Regions from separate parts of the Mus musculus genome. Here region 1 is linked to region 2. Evidence: chromatin loops called from intact Hi-C (ENCODE). Cell type or tissue: left cerebral cortex. All regions are shown on one strand.

Region 1 (8,000 bases), 130 kb before region 2:
TAAGGAGGCGGAGAGACCCTAGAGACCAACCAGCACAGCCTCCATAACCATGACATGCCATTTTCCCAGTCATAGGATTGAGATGTTTTAATCTAGCTGCAGTCAGTATCAGAACTGCGTTAGAAGCCATGGTTCAGGCTCTGCCTCTGAGCACAGAGCTCTCCCATTTCTTGGACTGGATGTTAAGACTGCAGCAGAGAAATTAGATGAATCTTATCTTTTCTTTCCTGCTGGGTATGAGGCTGGACCACTGTCTTTTCTCAAGGAGATGCCATGGTGGACAGCCTCCAGATTTGCAGAGCTTTCTGTGCCCCTAGATGGGGCTCACTCACCTTTGAAGTTGGTCGTTTCCACTCCAGTTTCGAAAGGTGCTTCCCCCTGAGTAGCTTCTCGCCTATGGAAGATGCCGCAGCAGGGAATGTATCATCTATAAACAGCTGACCCCTGCTCAGGCAATGATCCCGTAAGGTCCTGAAGTCCTGATTCTTGAACTTGACCACGGAGGTCTCTGCATCATGTGCCATGACTAGCTCTAGAAAGATGTCTGAAGTCCTTTCTTTCTGTTGAGAGAAAGGAAAATGATGAGTGCCAGAACATTGCGATGCCTCCCACTTCTATCAGATCTGAGACTAAGATCTCTGCTATTCCTGACATATAGAGCCCCTGGGTGGGCAAGCCTCAAGTAAAAGTTAATATCCGTATTTCTTGTTCGTGTTCAGCTTGGTGAACTGAATTAGCTTCTCCGTGTGTTCTCATGTGCACCAGAGACTCTGAGGGTATTTGTCCATTTAATGAACATTTATTGAGCACTGACCTTGTGCCATGCACTCTTCTGAATGTCGGCAATCCAAAGATAAATACATCATGATCTTTATCCCGAGGGGCTCATTACCAACTGAGGAAGATGAATTAGACATTTCAACAACCAGCCATCATTCAACAGACACTGCTCAATTAAAACTGTGTACAAAGCCCGTGGCTGTAAGGAGGAGGGGGTATAACTCTCCTGACAGTCTGGGAGGACATTCCCATAGGTGGTGACATTTGAATCAGGCCTTGAAGGGAGAATTTACCAGCAGCAGAAATGTTGGGTAATTTTTTAAGTGGTTGTAGCTGCCCGAGGTAGCAAGTGCACACGGGCCCCAGAAACTGGCTTGTGAAGTCATAGGGTGTAGGAGAGTAGGAAGTAATTTGGAAGGTTTAGTGGGGTTTAGTTGGGGCTGGAATAGTTAAGTAGTGGGGGAAATAGCTAGAAAAGTAGATTGGCAAAAGTCAAAATATGGGTTTTTTTTCATTTGTTTTCTTTGTTTGAGGTTTTGACAATCACCTGCAAGAATGTACATGCATGTGTGTGTGTGTGTGTTGGCATATATGCTGTATTCTGATAGCATCTGTAGATAAAGTAGGTGGCCAGATGAAGGTGAGAATTCATGCAGACTGGAGGAGGTTGGAGGCCACTGCATCTGTCCTTGGGAGAGATAGTGTTGGAGCATTAGTGGAGAAGACAGTAGAGGGTTGACAAAGCCCAGGGCTGTTTTACAGGCAGAACCTAGACAATTAGATGATGAATTGGACAAGGAGGAGAGGGGATGTGGTGTCATGAATGGCCACATGGGTTTTGCCAGCTACATCCTGGATGTACAATATTGAACTAGCATCGGTGTCTAGGAACCAATCTATTAGATTGCCAACTAAATGGATTGATTGTACCAAACTTATAGGGTTTGTAATGGTATTACATAAGATTTGGCCCAACCAAGAAGTTGGTATACAGTAGGGGTTCATTAAATGCTATCTAACTTTCTTGAAACATTGTCAATAAAGGTTTAGGGTTCTTGTCCAGCAAACTATGCAGGTATAACTGATGCAACCCCACCACACAGACCTCACACCCTCTATCTGTGAAGCTGGCCTCCAATTCAGTCACAAATTCACCTTATTAGTGGGATATGACTAGCTCTTGCAAGTCTTAAAGTTTTGCTGTTGAAGCTTTTTTGACCAAGGTCTACTCAGGTTGGCACACAAGATCCTGATGTCCACAGTTCCTATTCACTACTGTTTCACAGTGAAGAAATCCAGTGAAAGAGAATGAGAGAACATAGAGACCTAACTTATAAGGGAACTGACAGCCACGACTTGTGAATCCTAGAAAAACATATGCAAACTTAAAATAACTTTGCAATTATCTTGCAGTTACTTGGTAGTGGTATGTGGCAAATTACCGAGATAGCACAAATTCTCAGGCAGAATCTCACCAGTTAAGTGTCATTGTTCCAGCACATTCGGAGGGAAATTGTACTTATAATTTTCTCCCACGTAAGATAGGAATAATTTACATTGGCATTATTAGACTGAGCTCTGTAAAACTAGCATTGTTACAGATTGAAAATAGTTAAATCTAGTCAGAGCCATATAGTTTAACCTGAGGTTAAAATAATGGTTAAATATAGGCAATTTGAGCTTTTTTTCAGTAGCATGATATATGTGTTTCTTCAATTTAGTTATTGGGGAAGAAAAAAAAACAGACCAAAATATTCTGTATGCCTCCGCATCTGCAATGAGGTTATACAGAGAGCCCGCAACAAATTAAATAACACTGCCAGAGCTGAGGTAAGAGCAAGCTATCATTCAAGAGCAGAAAAACAGTGATAGAAATTGCTTGTCAATTCAGGAGAATGGCAGTGACACCCAATAATGAAGAGGTAGGGAATTGTGGGTTTGCCAACTGTGTGCGTGCTCAGAGACCAGGGAACCAACACAGCACTACCCAGCCTCCTGCCTCTCCATCAAACACTGAATTGGAGTGTGTGAGAGAGTCTAGCAGTGACCTAATTTTAGCTTATAAAAACCACACTGTAGTTACCCTTAATAACACAATTATGGGATTGTTAATAAGGAGCCCATAATTGCATGTAAAAATTAAAGTTTAAAGGATATAGTTCCATTTCTCTGTCCGAATCATTCGCAGATCTTCTAAGTGGGCGATGAGCCCTTGGCTCACTCTAGAGAGCCCCCAAGCCCACTATTAGGTAGTGGGTTGGCCAGACTTTAGGCATGCCCATTTAAAAGTCACTGTCCTGATTTGTAAAATGGAGACCACTTTTTTCTACATGCATAACAGGGTCATTCTGGGACTCAGAAGAAACTGTGCTCATAGAATATGTAACACCATTAGTGGTAAACAGAAAGCAGTCGATGGGTAGCGTTATTACTACAATGGCCATTATCATTTGAGCATGAATGGGTTATGTAGCGGCCTGACATCTTCTAAGACAAGGGACTTGCTTGTTCTCAAGGGCAGGCTCGGGTCTCAGGGGTCTGACAAATGCAGGTTGGAGGGTGTTCACACCTCTCCTATTTGTTCTGCACTCTTTGCTCCCTCGCTGGGGCTGTCTAGTGTCACAGTGGCAGGTGGACATCTGCTGCTGGAGGACATAGGACACTCTGGGAAAGGATCTGGCTTTTAAATCCCGTTTATTTAAAACAATATTTTTATTATTTCTTTGAGAGTTTCAAAGACTCTATTTTGATCATATCTCCCTCCTGTCTTCTCCCAGATTCACCTCTATCTCCTACTCATTCAATTCTGTATGCTCATTTTCTGTCCTTTGTGCTGAGTCCAGTGTGTGCTGCCCACACCCACTTGGGTAGGGCCATCACCTGCTGCATGATTGACTGACCAGAGGCTACACCCTTTGTGAAAACTGACTCTCCCTTTCCCGGCAGTGTCAGTTGTCAATGCACTGCAGTCAGGGTAAGACTTTATGTCCGTCTCTAGGGGAGAATCTTGGTGGGTAACAGAAAGGACAGAGAAGGAGGTTCATTCAGCTAACACATAGGCACCCTTGTATACACACATGCGTGTGCGCACACACACATGCTTCACACTTAGAGCATCTCCTCCTTTCCAAATTGTTCGTCTGTAGAGCTTGACGACGTGTCTACTATTATGTCCAGAAAGAACCTTTGAAATTTCTCCTTTGTCACTTTGGGGTTTCTTTTCTTTCTTCTCTCCCCCAATTGCCCCACACTGTAAAGAGGAAGCAAAACAAGAGAAGACTCAACTCCACTGTTCTGAGAAACAGAAAAAAGTGCAAGGACTGAAAACCTTGCCTGATGCTCAGGGACAAGTTTGGCTGGCTGTTGAGACTCTCTTGGGAGCAAGAAAAATGGCACAAGAGAGGAAGATCAATGGTGGCATGAGTAGAAACTGAGAAATTGTGTAAGCCAATGAGTCAGGCTTCAGGAAGGTGTATGTGGGGGTGGGCACGAAGCCTTCCCTTCTGCTGACCTTAACAGCTATGAATCAGGCTAGAGGCCAACCTTCTCTACACTCCTCTGCTGAGGGGGAGACTGTTTTAGTCATCTTGGGCTGTATCACAAAACGTCACACACTGGGCCCACCAGCAACAGATTTTATTGTCTTGATTCCATCTGGAGGCTAGAAGAGAGGACCAGTTCTGTGTTCTCAATTCCTTGCTATACAAGGCCATGGTCTTTCATAACTAACTTCTTCCTTATGATTTCATCTCCAGACACAAGAGTACTAGGGGCTAGGTTACCTTCATATCAGTCTGGATAGGGGTGGTAGGGAACTTAGATCAGTTGGCAGCAGTAGTTGGCTAACTCCAGTTTGATCCAACAGCTCTCTCGGCACTGATTACATAATCTAAGAAGTTTGCAGGTCTGAAGTTATTGAGGGATATTAATTAGGACCTTGGGGTATAAGGGATGAATGTCAGTGGGCATAAAAAGGATTGGCCAAGCCGCATCTAACAGTACTGAGGATGCAAACATTTGAATGGATGGAAAGATGGTAAGGTTTCTTTAATGGGAGATATACTTGTTATAACACCTAACAACATAGCTAAGTCTCAAACTCATCATGTTGAGTGAAGGAAAGCAGCGCAAGAGAGCACATTGCATGCATGCATTTAACTAATGTGATTGTGGCAGAAAATGTTTGGAGGTCACACATCAATGGAGAGGTAACCGTGAATGCATTACAGCTCTTGAGGGTGACACTGATGCTCGCCTTGAGTGTGGTGAGGACATCACATGTGTCAATTCCATCAATGTTTGTACTTTAAATACGAACAGCTATGTGTAGGTTGTACCTAAAGTACTTAAAATTAGACTCTGTACACAGCGTATATGATCTCCATCCACTTCCTTTCTTAATCCCATAAGTTAAGAAATAATTGTACTTCATTTCCCTCCCCGCCTCACCTTAACCTACAATGTATACCGCACTCTCTCCATTGACAATGGAAGTTCTTCTCTTTGCTTTAACGCAACGTTATGCTATAAATATGCTTAGCTTATCTTGTCCTAAGTGTCTCCCGGTTAGATCGCTCAGAGTGGAAGTTTTGGGTGTAGAATATGCACACATGCAGTCTAATTCAGCTATGTTATTTTCCAGCCTCCAGTGCTATACCTTCAGTGATTCTGAGTATTGACAAGCCCCTCATTAGTATCCGTCTCGTGTGAGCATATAGCAACTCCATGTGGTCTTAATTTGTTTCCCTGATTAGTGGTAAGATTGAACATTTTTCAATATATTTCTTCTCCATTTGTACTCTGTCCCCTGAGAAATGAATATTCATATCCTATGCACATTTATCCACTGGCTTGTCCTTCTCATTGATTCCTAGGACTTCCTTATCTTCTCAGCATATGCATCTTTGATTGGGTATATATGGCATAAGTATCCTCAGCCAGGTTGTGGCTTTATCTTCTTTCAGTGTCATTTGAAGAACACATCCATCTTCTAATTTACACAAACATATTAAAATATCAATTTGATTTTTATAAACTGAGCCAAATGTTAACAGTTGTGGGTATTTAATATAAAGAAATGGTGTGAGTTTTCTTTCTTTTTTAAAAGTTGATTTGTAATTAACACTATCATTTTTCTGATTTAAGGATCTTTATAGCTCTCTGGCATCTTTAACAAATCTAACACATGAAAGAAGAAACCTGAAATACACTCAAGGGACATTTTGAGCATTTAGTAAATAATGATGAAAGAAGAGGGCATCTGTGTGTGCACATGTGTGTGTGTATATTGTGGTATGTGTGTATTTATGTGTGTGAATGTTGTGTGTGTGGTATGCGTGTGTATGTAAGTACATGTATGTATATGTGTGAGAGAGTGGTATGTTTGTGTGTGTGTGTGTGTGTGTGTGTGAGTGTATATATGTGTTTGTATGTGCATGTGTGTGTATGGTGTGCATATGTGCAGGTGTGTGCATTCCTGTCTTTTAATGACAACTGGGATTTTGATAATAATCTCATCTTATTCTGCACATGTAAGGCAGCGGCAGCCTAGCTTGTTCAGGCTGTGCATACTGCCATATGGGTGCACTATGCAATATCGCACAGTGAGACAGAGGCACCACAGTAAACAGAATTCACAGCTCACAGTCTGACCCAGAGATGCAGATAAGCAAGGCTGGACTACCTAGGAATCCCTATACTGTAATTTTTTTTTTTACCTCAGCTGCCAAAAACCAGTGTTGAGATTTAAAGGAAGAGCCTTTGTAACTTTTTCATCATGTTTAATAATGGATATCAAGAAGAACATCCACCCAAGTGCTGACAGAATCGAAGCTCTAAATGACCTCAGGCCTAAGAGGATGAAGTGTGACCCAGGTGCTCAGAAAGCTGTTTTCGTATACGAAGGCTAACGGTACACGTGCAAAGTGAGCAGGCTCTCTCTTCCCTAGATTGCACTTTGAGAAGCTTGTATATCTGACTTCTTGGTTAAATGGATCAAAACTAATGTGTTGCTCTAGATGGAATGGCTCTGGTCTGGTATAGTAAGGTGCTCTTGGCCCCCTAGGGTGTTGGATGTGTGGATTTATCACTGGAGGCTATATTTCACATGGCCCATTGCTACTCTCTCTGTTGTGTCCAAAAAAAAAAAGAGTGGAATTTGTCTAGAAAGGCAAGTACTTCACCTGCAGGCAGACTTTTTGACCTGGAGCAGGGGGAGACTTTATTGAACTTGTACAGACAAGTCATACAGGCTGGAGTCAGGCCAGCCAAGCAGGCAAGAAGCTAGAGACCGTGATTAGCATCTTAATGGGTTTCCTAGGAGAAAGGGCATGGAAATGTCAAGTTCCCAAGCCTGGCATCCCGGTTGGTTCCCAAATCTAGAACACGCCTGTTCTGGGAAAGCAGAAGGTTGACCATCTCTGGACCCTGAGCAGCTACTGGGTTCTTGACTGCCTGCTGTGGGACAGCCATTGTTGGATTACTCTATCACTATCACATAAGCCAGTCTAATGAGCTTGATTTTAATATATATTCATTCCTTTGGTTTTTGTCACCCTAGAGAATGCTGACTAATACACAATCACACCCAACACAGGAATCGCTAGTCACACGCGGCCCTTGAACTCTTGCTTTCGGGCAAGTGACTGACTTTTAATTTGATTCCATTTCATTTCATTTACATTTAGATTGCATTTAACTGTGCCCATCTATGTGCAACTAGTGGCTGCCTTATTGGACAGCACCAAGGAAAAGACTGCTAATGACGTGAAATGTCACAGAACAAGGAAGAACATGACAGAACTTCCAAGGGACTCATCAGGCAGAGGAGGACGACTGAGGAAGGATGCAGACGAATCTTTGCCACCCACAGTTCTCTCTCAACTTTGCCCTGCTGGGCTCTCTCCATTCAATTACGTTCCTCCAGCATCCAATTTTCCACCGCTAACCCACTCAGTCATTTTCTGCCAATGACAGGCTCAGGAAAGCTGTTCCCTCAGGCTTCCCAGTGACAGGTGCCTGGGCTGTTCTAGAGCTGCCTACAGGAAGTACTTGCAATATTCTAGCCACAAAGGGTGAGTTCTTTACATTTTTTTCCAAGTCAGCCAGGAACAGGAAGCCATGTTCAATTGTTGCTTGCCCAAGAGTGATGTGCATAGCCCTCTCCTGGTTGGTGTTTTTCAGAACAATGGAAATAAATCTGATGTAATGTTGCAGAACAC
Region 2 (8,000 bases):
GTTCCATTTACAGGAGTCCTTGGCCTGGCATGAGTTAGGTTTCTCAGCTCTCAAGCCCAGATTGTTGTAACAGGAGTTTTGGATCTGCTATGGGTCCCCGTGTTGTCACTTGAGTCAAGAGGTCCTCTTGGTGGTATGAGGAGTTTTGAGGTTAGTGTAATGATTTCTAAGCACTACTCTGCAGAATACTTAAAACCTAGGATCTACAACCAGCCTGCCCTTATCTGCATTGTGACTTGAGGAGGATGAGCAATCTCTCATGCTCACACACTGGGCATGCTTGGTTAGCAGTTTTGTGAAAGCCATTGAGAAAGTCTGCTGAACCTGAGCTTCTCAAAGAGGGCCTGGACAAGTGCCACGAGAACCACGGATGCTGCAGTGGGAAGCCAGGCATTCTTAGAGCCTTGCTCTCCATGTTTGCACTGATGTGGTGCCACCATCTCTTCAGTGAGGTTGGAAGGAGGCAAAGTCTTTCTATAGAGTCTTCTGGGGTTCTCGCTTAGTCAGTGCCTGCATCATCTCCCTGGTGATAAATGTCACACATACTCCACATCTCAGGCAGGGAGATGTGTAATTACTCTATCCTCACTGGGGCACTGTGATGGAACCTTATATTTCTAACTTCAGATTAATATTTGAGAGAAGATTGCCCTCACGCCCTGCATTTTCTTCCCTTGTCTACCATGTACTCATTAGCACATCAGCTATTTTTACTGCCTCTGAGGACCCTCACCTCTTACCAGAATCAACACCCATCTGATGAGCACATAAGTGGTGGGTAGGAATTCAGGGTCCAGAGAGCAGCTCTTTTTCCAGGAAGCACACCATCCCTGGTCAAGGTTCTGGCTTCATTTCATAGCCTGAATTCTAACGAGGGTAAAGGGTACCAGTTCACATAAGAACAGCTGTGTGCAATGAGCTCTGTTTATTTTTCATTCATTTATTTATTCAGTGTATGTTGGGAGTATAGAAGGAAGTAGAGGGATGTGAGAGGGGTGGTGTACACATGTGCACACATGCCATTGAATCTGGGTGCCCATCAGACGACAACTTGTGGGAGTTGGTTCTTTCCTTCCACCAGGTGGAAGGAGCTTGAACTGGGACTTGCACTCCAGTCATCAGGCTTTGGGGACAAGTGTTTTACACACTGGGTCATCTTGCTGGTCCCATGGATCATGTTTTAAATGGAGTATCCTAGAGTGTTACAATTGTGTATGTGATCACATTGATATATGTGATCACATCATCTATTTACCTCTTGAGGAGCTTAAACCTGGTGAGGACAAAGGAAATAGAGCAGCAGACAGTAGTGCGCAGAAAGAGACATTCACAGTCTGTTGGCATGCATAAATCTGCCCTTACCTATGTGTCAGGTAATTCAGTAATCTTTAATTTCCTGGCTCTTACTGGGTCAAGAAGCAAGTTCTGTGTGTACTAAGGCCAGTACGTATTCCTCCCCAGTTCACCGGCTGTAGAATTAATCTTCAAAGCAAAACTGTTAAAAACACAAGACCTCCAAAAGGTCATGAGGGATTGGCTCTGGTGCAAGGACCAGTGCTGTTATCTAGGGAGTGAGTTGTTATTATGGAAACCTGTCGCTATAAAGGGATGAAGAATTTGCCCTCTGTTGAGCTCTCCAGCTTGTACATTTTGCCAAAGGATGATGGAGCAAGCAAACCCTACCCAATCTTGGACTTCCCACTCTCTATTCCATATTTCCCTTTGGCCCACCCAGTGTGGTATCCTGCTATAGCAGCTCAACATCAACTAAGACAATTCCACTGTTTTTTAACGAACGCTCTGATTCGACTGGAGATCATCTTATTGGGCTATAAAAGATAGCTTTGGATCTGTGAGCCAAATGCATTCCACCTCACATCTGGGACAACAGATGCTATTCCCAGCCCTCTACTTTTGGACAACTATTAACCACAAGTCCACGGTGATCACCCATGGCCCTGTGACTATGAACATCCTTCAACGTTCCAAACTCTGATGGCAAATAAGCAACTGTTGTCTCTCTTTGATAGCATGTGGGACATTTAGGAGCAGCAACAAAAGGTGGCCTGTGGGATCACATCTGGGCCTGGAGAATCACACAGGGCACTGGGCTCTAACAGAGCAGCCAAGAGGGTGTCATGTATCATTACATATTTGGGGAAAGATGATGTTTCCTCAAATGTGAGTGCCCTTATTGAGGCCACTTCCCCAACCCTGGGCTAAAAGCAAAGGCAGGGGCACTGAGGTATCTCAGCAGGTCAGACTATCCTTCTTTATGAGACATTGGCCATGAAGGATCCTGAAGGGAAGGCAGCCAACTCTAGTGGAGCAGACACTCGGCTATTTTCACGCAGTCTCATGACATGTGGATGTGATGAGACTCTTATGTTGTTTCTTATGTTGCTTTAACGATTCTCCTCGAACTTAGAGGACTTGGGAGGGTCCTCTACTCAGTGTCTTCCATGGCTGAAGTCAAGGTGTCAGCAAGACCCATGTCCCTTCATGGAGGCTCTGAAGGAAAACTTGCTATGAAGCTTACTTAACTGATTTTAGAAAGTTACTCAAGGCTTCAGGACTTGGGTTCCCTTCTCCTTGCTGGCTGATGGCCCAGAATTTCTTTCAGCTACTATTTTGCTGTTTCTTCCATCTTTAAGCTAACAGCTGCTAATGTCCCTTTGGAGCACGGCACCTGGCTTATGCCAACTCTCTGCTGCCACGTGCCTAAGAAAGCTCTCTGATTTTAGAGATTCTATGATATTAGATTGGGCCCATTTGCAACATTCTCCAACCCATTGATTGGTGACCTCATCACACTGCTTAAAAACCTTGTGTCACATAAGGTCACATCCAAACAGGCTCCAGGTATTTGGGTGTGGCTATCTTTTGGGGGTGGGGTAGGGAACTGCTCATCTTACTTAAGAAACCACTGCTTCTACCTTCAAGACCTAGAAATGGGCTCAGTGAGGAGAGGTAACTTTCCCAAGGGTGCTAGGTGGTAACTATGGGCTTCAAACTTACTCCTATCTGATCTTAAAGCCTGAGTTCTTCCTGAACCATACATGTCTCCTGAGCCTGGAATAGCTTGGCATCCCAGACTCCATTCTGAGCATGGTGGGTGGTAGCAAGGCTCTTTTGGGCTCTACCTCATTTCTTTTTTCTGCACTGTCCTTTGTGCCTGCTGTGCTTTGGAAATCCCCCATTCTAAATTCAGGACTCCTGTATTCTCCCTCTGTGTGTGTGCCAAAGCTTCCTGGTTTGGGAAGTAGGCACCCCATCCCCACCCTGCCTCGCACACACTTGTTACTGGCAACAGATTCCTTTTTTCCCTCTAGAGACCAAAAGCTAAAAGTGAGATGTGGCTCAGGCTCTGAGTAAGTAGATATATATTACATGTATCCTGTGTTATGTAAATTGGAGCTTAAGTATCCAATTTTAATGCAAATCAACCTCGGAAAAAATTTAAAAGCCACATTTCCCTAAAGCCTGCTCGTGTCCTAAACTGTGGATATAATTATCAAAAGTGCTCAGCTCATTTTAGAAACACTTGGTGGGAATGAAGTACCAGGTCAGCAGGTGGGGAGGTTAACCAAGACACAGTATGGCTTTTACAAGGCCCTTCAGCCAATCCACCTGCAGCCACTTCTGCAGTGGAAGATGGGGGTGAGGTGAGGGTAGGATCGGATTCAGTCATAGTCACCCTGGCCAAAGAGCACATGTCATTTTGGAGCTGTGAACTAACGTCAACAGTACACAGGCAAACATGTCTAGAGCACAGAGAAATTCTGTCTGGAAGAAAGAGACATACCAGCCTGCTGCTATTGTTTATATAATCAAAGAGACTGTTCTAACATAGCTCCACTGGATTCTATGTAAACTGTTTCACATGGTGCCTAGTGCATGGTATGGTCTGCCCTTCATCCTCATCCCAGATTCAACCAACACTGAATAGTATTTTATTGAAAATAGACAATTGCTTTTTCTTGAGCATACATGTATAACCATTTTTCCTCACTATCTTCCCCTAAACCATGCAGTTTAACAACTATTTACATGATATGTGTGTTCTATTATGTATTATACGTAATGGGGGAATGATTTAAGTAATACAAGTGCTTGCACATTGGTTCTATGCAAATTTGGTACCATTTTATATAAGGGACTGGAGCATCCGTGGGTTTGGGTGTAGGATGATTTTGGAACTCAAAGAGACATATGTTTCTGGATTGCCTTGCCACCCAGAAATCCTTTCCCATTCAGTCTCTCGCTTTTCACACAAGCATTTTGTGAGCAGTTTCGACTATTCTGGGCATTGAGAATCAGAAATGAGATGAACTTTCTGCTCTTGCTTTAAGAGAGTCATCAGTGGGACAGGCACCGATAACTGGACAGCCACATACTTAAATGGGTCAGTGGAAGGGTGATATAAAGGACACTGTGCTGAGAAGATGGGATGCCGAAGTGGGTGGATGGGGGAGGGGTGGTAGCAGAAGGGAAGGCAGAGAGAAAGTGTCCCAGCTGTAGAAGAGGTCACTCAGAGCTGCCATCTTCAGGGGTTCATAGTGGATGCATAAGGAGGCTCTCTGTTCTTGTAGAAGGCCTGAATAGTCTGAAAGTTCAGGAGGGTCTGCCAATGTTGGAAGTGTGGAGAGCAGCCTGATGAACCTAGGAAGATAGACACTTCTGTAGGAGAGGGGCAGGAGGAAGTCCTTGTAGACACAGACCTGGGAGACTTGTCTCTTAGCAAGACCACTTTGGCAGGAGCTGAAGCTGGACAGTAATAAATAGCGTTGGAGAACAACTTAGCAAAGAGTGGCCAGAATGGAGGGGTGTGTGTGTGGTGGTGGTGGTGGTGTGTGTGATGGGCTATACCCTACAGACAGGATTCCTTTTTTCTGGCAGGCACCTTCTTTTATCCTCTTTTATAGCTAAAGCATCGCTCACACCCTCCATCCAGATAGCTGATCATCAGTCAGACATGTGGACCACTTTAGAATCCCCACCTTCTCATACTTTGTGGTCTAGTTATCCACGCCTTGCAACTGCTACCCGTGCACATAACCATGTCATGTATGTGCTCTTGGAAAAAGTACCTTATTTTTCTGGTATACAAAAATACTTAAAAGGAGAGAGAGAGAGAGAGAGAGAGAGAGAGAGAGAGAGAGAGAGAGAGAGAAGAGAAGAGAAGAGAAGAGAAGAGAAGAGAAGAGAAGAGAAGAGAAGAGAAGAGAAGAGAAGAGAAGAGAAGAGAAGAAGGGAGGGAGGGAGGAAGGAAGGAAGGAAGGGGAGAAAAGAAAAAAGAAAAGAGGGTAAAAGGATCCAAAAAAGGCTTCCAAAGTGCTATTGGCTGACTATAGCAGAATAGAATGTTAGGGTGCGGGGAAACAGTGATTGCTGCGGTGGCTGTCTACAGTGCTTCTTTGGTCTCAAAGATTTTGTGATGGATTATAAATGTCTTTCCCACACCTTACAGGGACCATTTACCAACTGCTTTATTCAAATCAGCCCTCAGTAATACCAAACGACTCAGGAGCTGGCTCGATGAGATTGCATCTTGATTTGAGCAGCTGTGTGTTAACATGGCTCGAAAGGAAGGGTGCTGGTAAGTCAGACCGGAATGTGCCATCCTGCAAATGACAGTGCTACCTGCATCCAAATGCGACTGCTGCATCCAAGAGGGATCATCCTCACCTTGTACAGTTCAAGAGGACAGAAAGAACCCCAGGAGACAAACTGGATAGAGCTGAACTGTAACTTAGAAGGATTTTCTAACAATTTCACAAAAACTCTTAACCCACAATATGTCGGACAGTGAAAATTTCTGAATCATTATGAGTGGCTTTAGGGCAGAGACTGGACCACTGTCGTCTATCAGAGGGCTACAGGGAACACTTCTTTGCTGCTGGGAAGGAGGGCTGGAACGTCTCAGTAAGGAGTGCTGGGATATCCAGCTTCCCCTAGGCTAGTGTAGGCAGACTTAGCCTTGAACCCCATGCCAGCACATTCACAATTCCTGTTACATTCCATCCTTGTTGGTTTATAGGCTAGGGACTGGAGATCGAGATTTGTTTACTGTGCTTCCAGTCTGACCCCCACTTGGCAAGAGACCAATTTCCTGATAGATTTCTCCCCTGTACTGCCCAGGTTGGGAGAACAGATGCTACGGGTTAGGCCAAAGCCATAAATTTCTGGGAAATAATTCTTAGTGACTGAGAAAGAAAGCCATAAAACACCCTGAAGGCAATGGGCAGAAGACAACAAAGGCAGTGGCTGATGCCAGGCAGCTCAGTGCCAGGAGGAGCCCTCGGATCACTTTTCTGGCCTGTGTACTGTTCCCTAGACCCATGCTCGCACACCTCCCAGGGCTAGCACAGAGGAGAAGCACTCCACACATAATGATTCCCTCTCTTCCATTTTTCTGTTTGGTTTGCTCAACCAGTCGTCACTGTGGGCCTCCTGCATAACTAAGGCCCCAGGTACACTGAGAGATGGAGATATGCAGGACAAAGCCCACCACATGCCATCTCCAGTCCTGCTTGCGACTTCGTCCCTCTCAGGTCTCACTTCCTAGGCAGAAACTCACATGCCCATGGCGTACTGCCATTCTCAGTTACCTCAAAATAGTCACAGTACCCCAAGAGGGAAGGTTGTTACATCAAAGCTACATTTTCCCATAGAAGGGCAGGGGATAACTCAGCATTAGTAGAAGGATGAAATGGCTGTTCCATCTGAGATGTTTTCCCTGTAGCTGCAAATATAGCTGGCACTATGGCTAGGGCAGGCCACCTACGAGCCAGCCCCTCTCCCTCCCTGGATCCCATCCCACTGAAAGGCGAGGGTAAATTGTCTCTTGGTTTTTGTGGTGATTAACCCAGCACGACGATGAGAAGGGATTGCTCTCTCATCCCTCTGCCGCACTTTTTCTCTTCTCAGTCTTCTTCAACTCCAGATTCCTAAGTCCGCTGCTTCCAGTTCAAACCTGCATCTGGCCCCACGAACTTGGCATTCATCTTGGTTCTCTTGGATTTCACATCTCACTTTCTCCCTTAAGAACCTGCTTGGACAGGTTTCCCTGGTACTTGGTGTCTATATTTACCATGGAGAAAATCTCTTGCTATGACCGCCTTCCTACAGTCACTGTTCTGGGACCCTAACCAGGCTGTTCCCTAAGTGGGTGACTCAGATTTCCCAGAAACCCCCTGCCAGGTTAAGGACACAGAATCCTCAGGCTATACTGAACTTATATAGGTCATGAGATATGAAATAGAAACTTACCAAAGTTCTCCCCACCCCAGATGTCCATGTCGACGTCATATTTACCCAGGTAATCGAACCAGGCTTTGTCGATCACGAAGAGCCCTCCGGCTATGATTGGAGTCCTGTGTGTTTGGAAGGAAGATAAGGTTGGGGAGCATATGAGGAAGTAAACTCAAACTCTGTGGTTCTGGGAATCCAGAACTCAAGGCAATTTTTCTCCTGATTTCTGGCCCTTTTCAGAAGAGCCAGTATATTTTTAGGCTATCTAAAACAAGGATCTGCTGCAGAGGTCTGTCCTCTGCTTGACAATTCCTTGACCTTGCAGTCAGGAAACATCACCGATCAACACCCCTCCAAGGAGCTCCCCCTGCCCCTCCTCCTCCAGTTCTGCTCAGTGAGGCTCTTGGAGCAGAGCTGTTAGGCCACTGCCCAGGCAGAGAAGGGCCATGAACAGCACAGCCGGGTCCTGACCTGGGCTCACTTCTCTGATCTGTGCCTTTACCTTTTGGCTGTATCTTGAATTCCCTCCCCCTATCCAAAAATAAAAGTGTAACTGAAATCCTAATTCTCAGTATCTCAGAATGTGACCTTATTTGGAGACAAGAGATTACCTCTATAAAGAGGTAACCAAGTTAAAACGGTAATTAGGGTAGGCCAATGTGACTGGGGTCCTTATAAAGAGGGAGTTTGGCATGCAAATGCAAATATGCCAAGAGGAGTGTGTGGGAACTGGAGAGGAGTTGGCA

Evidence for each region. Peaks named below come from ENCODE experiments on the same cell type or tissue, not always from the same donor. Only the 100,000 strongest peaks of a DNase experiment are listed, where the experiment ranks them.
Region 1: it touches region 2 in a loop (3-fold over the local background); 4 of 42 quality-filtered maps call a loop at or near these places.

The regions. Positions count from the first base shown.
Region 1 is chr17:73,382,491-73,390,490 of GRCm38, forward strand. It overlaps Capn13 (calpain 13), which reads right to left. Exons shown (of 23, transcript NM_001033444.2): 2 at 333-560. The coding sequence starts at 524. Among named protein-coding and RNA genes, the nearest start is that of Capn13, 13 kb to the right of the region's middle. In left cerebral cortex, no CTCF peak of the experiment used is centred here; DNase peaks (open chromatin) are centred at 4,330 and 7,863.
Region 2 is chr17:73,515,346-73,523,345 of GRCm38, forward strand. It overlaps Galnt14 (polypeptide N-acetylgalactosaminyltransferase 14), which reads right to left. Exons shown (of 15, transcript NM_027864.2): 9 at 7,273-7,376. Among named protein-coding and RNA genes, the nearest start is that of Capn13, 120 kb to the left of the region's middle. In left cerebral cortex, a CTCF peak has its summit at 3,318; DNase peaks (open chromatin) are centred at 380, 2,632, 3,213 and 4,198; H3K27ac peaks cover 1,873 bases.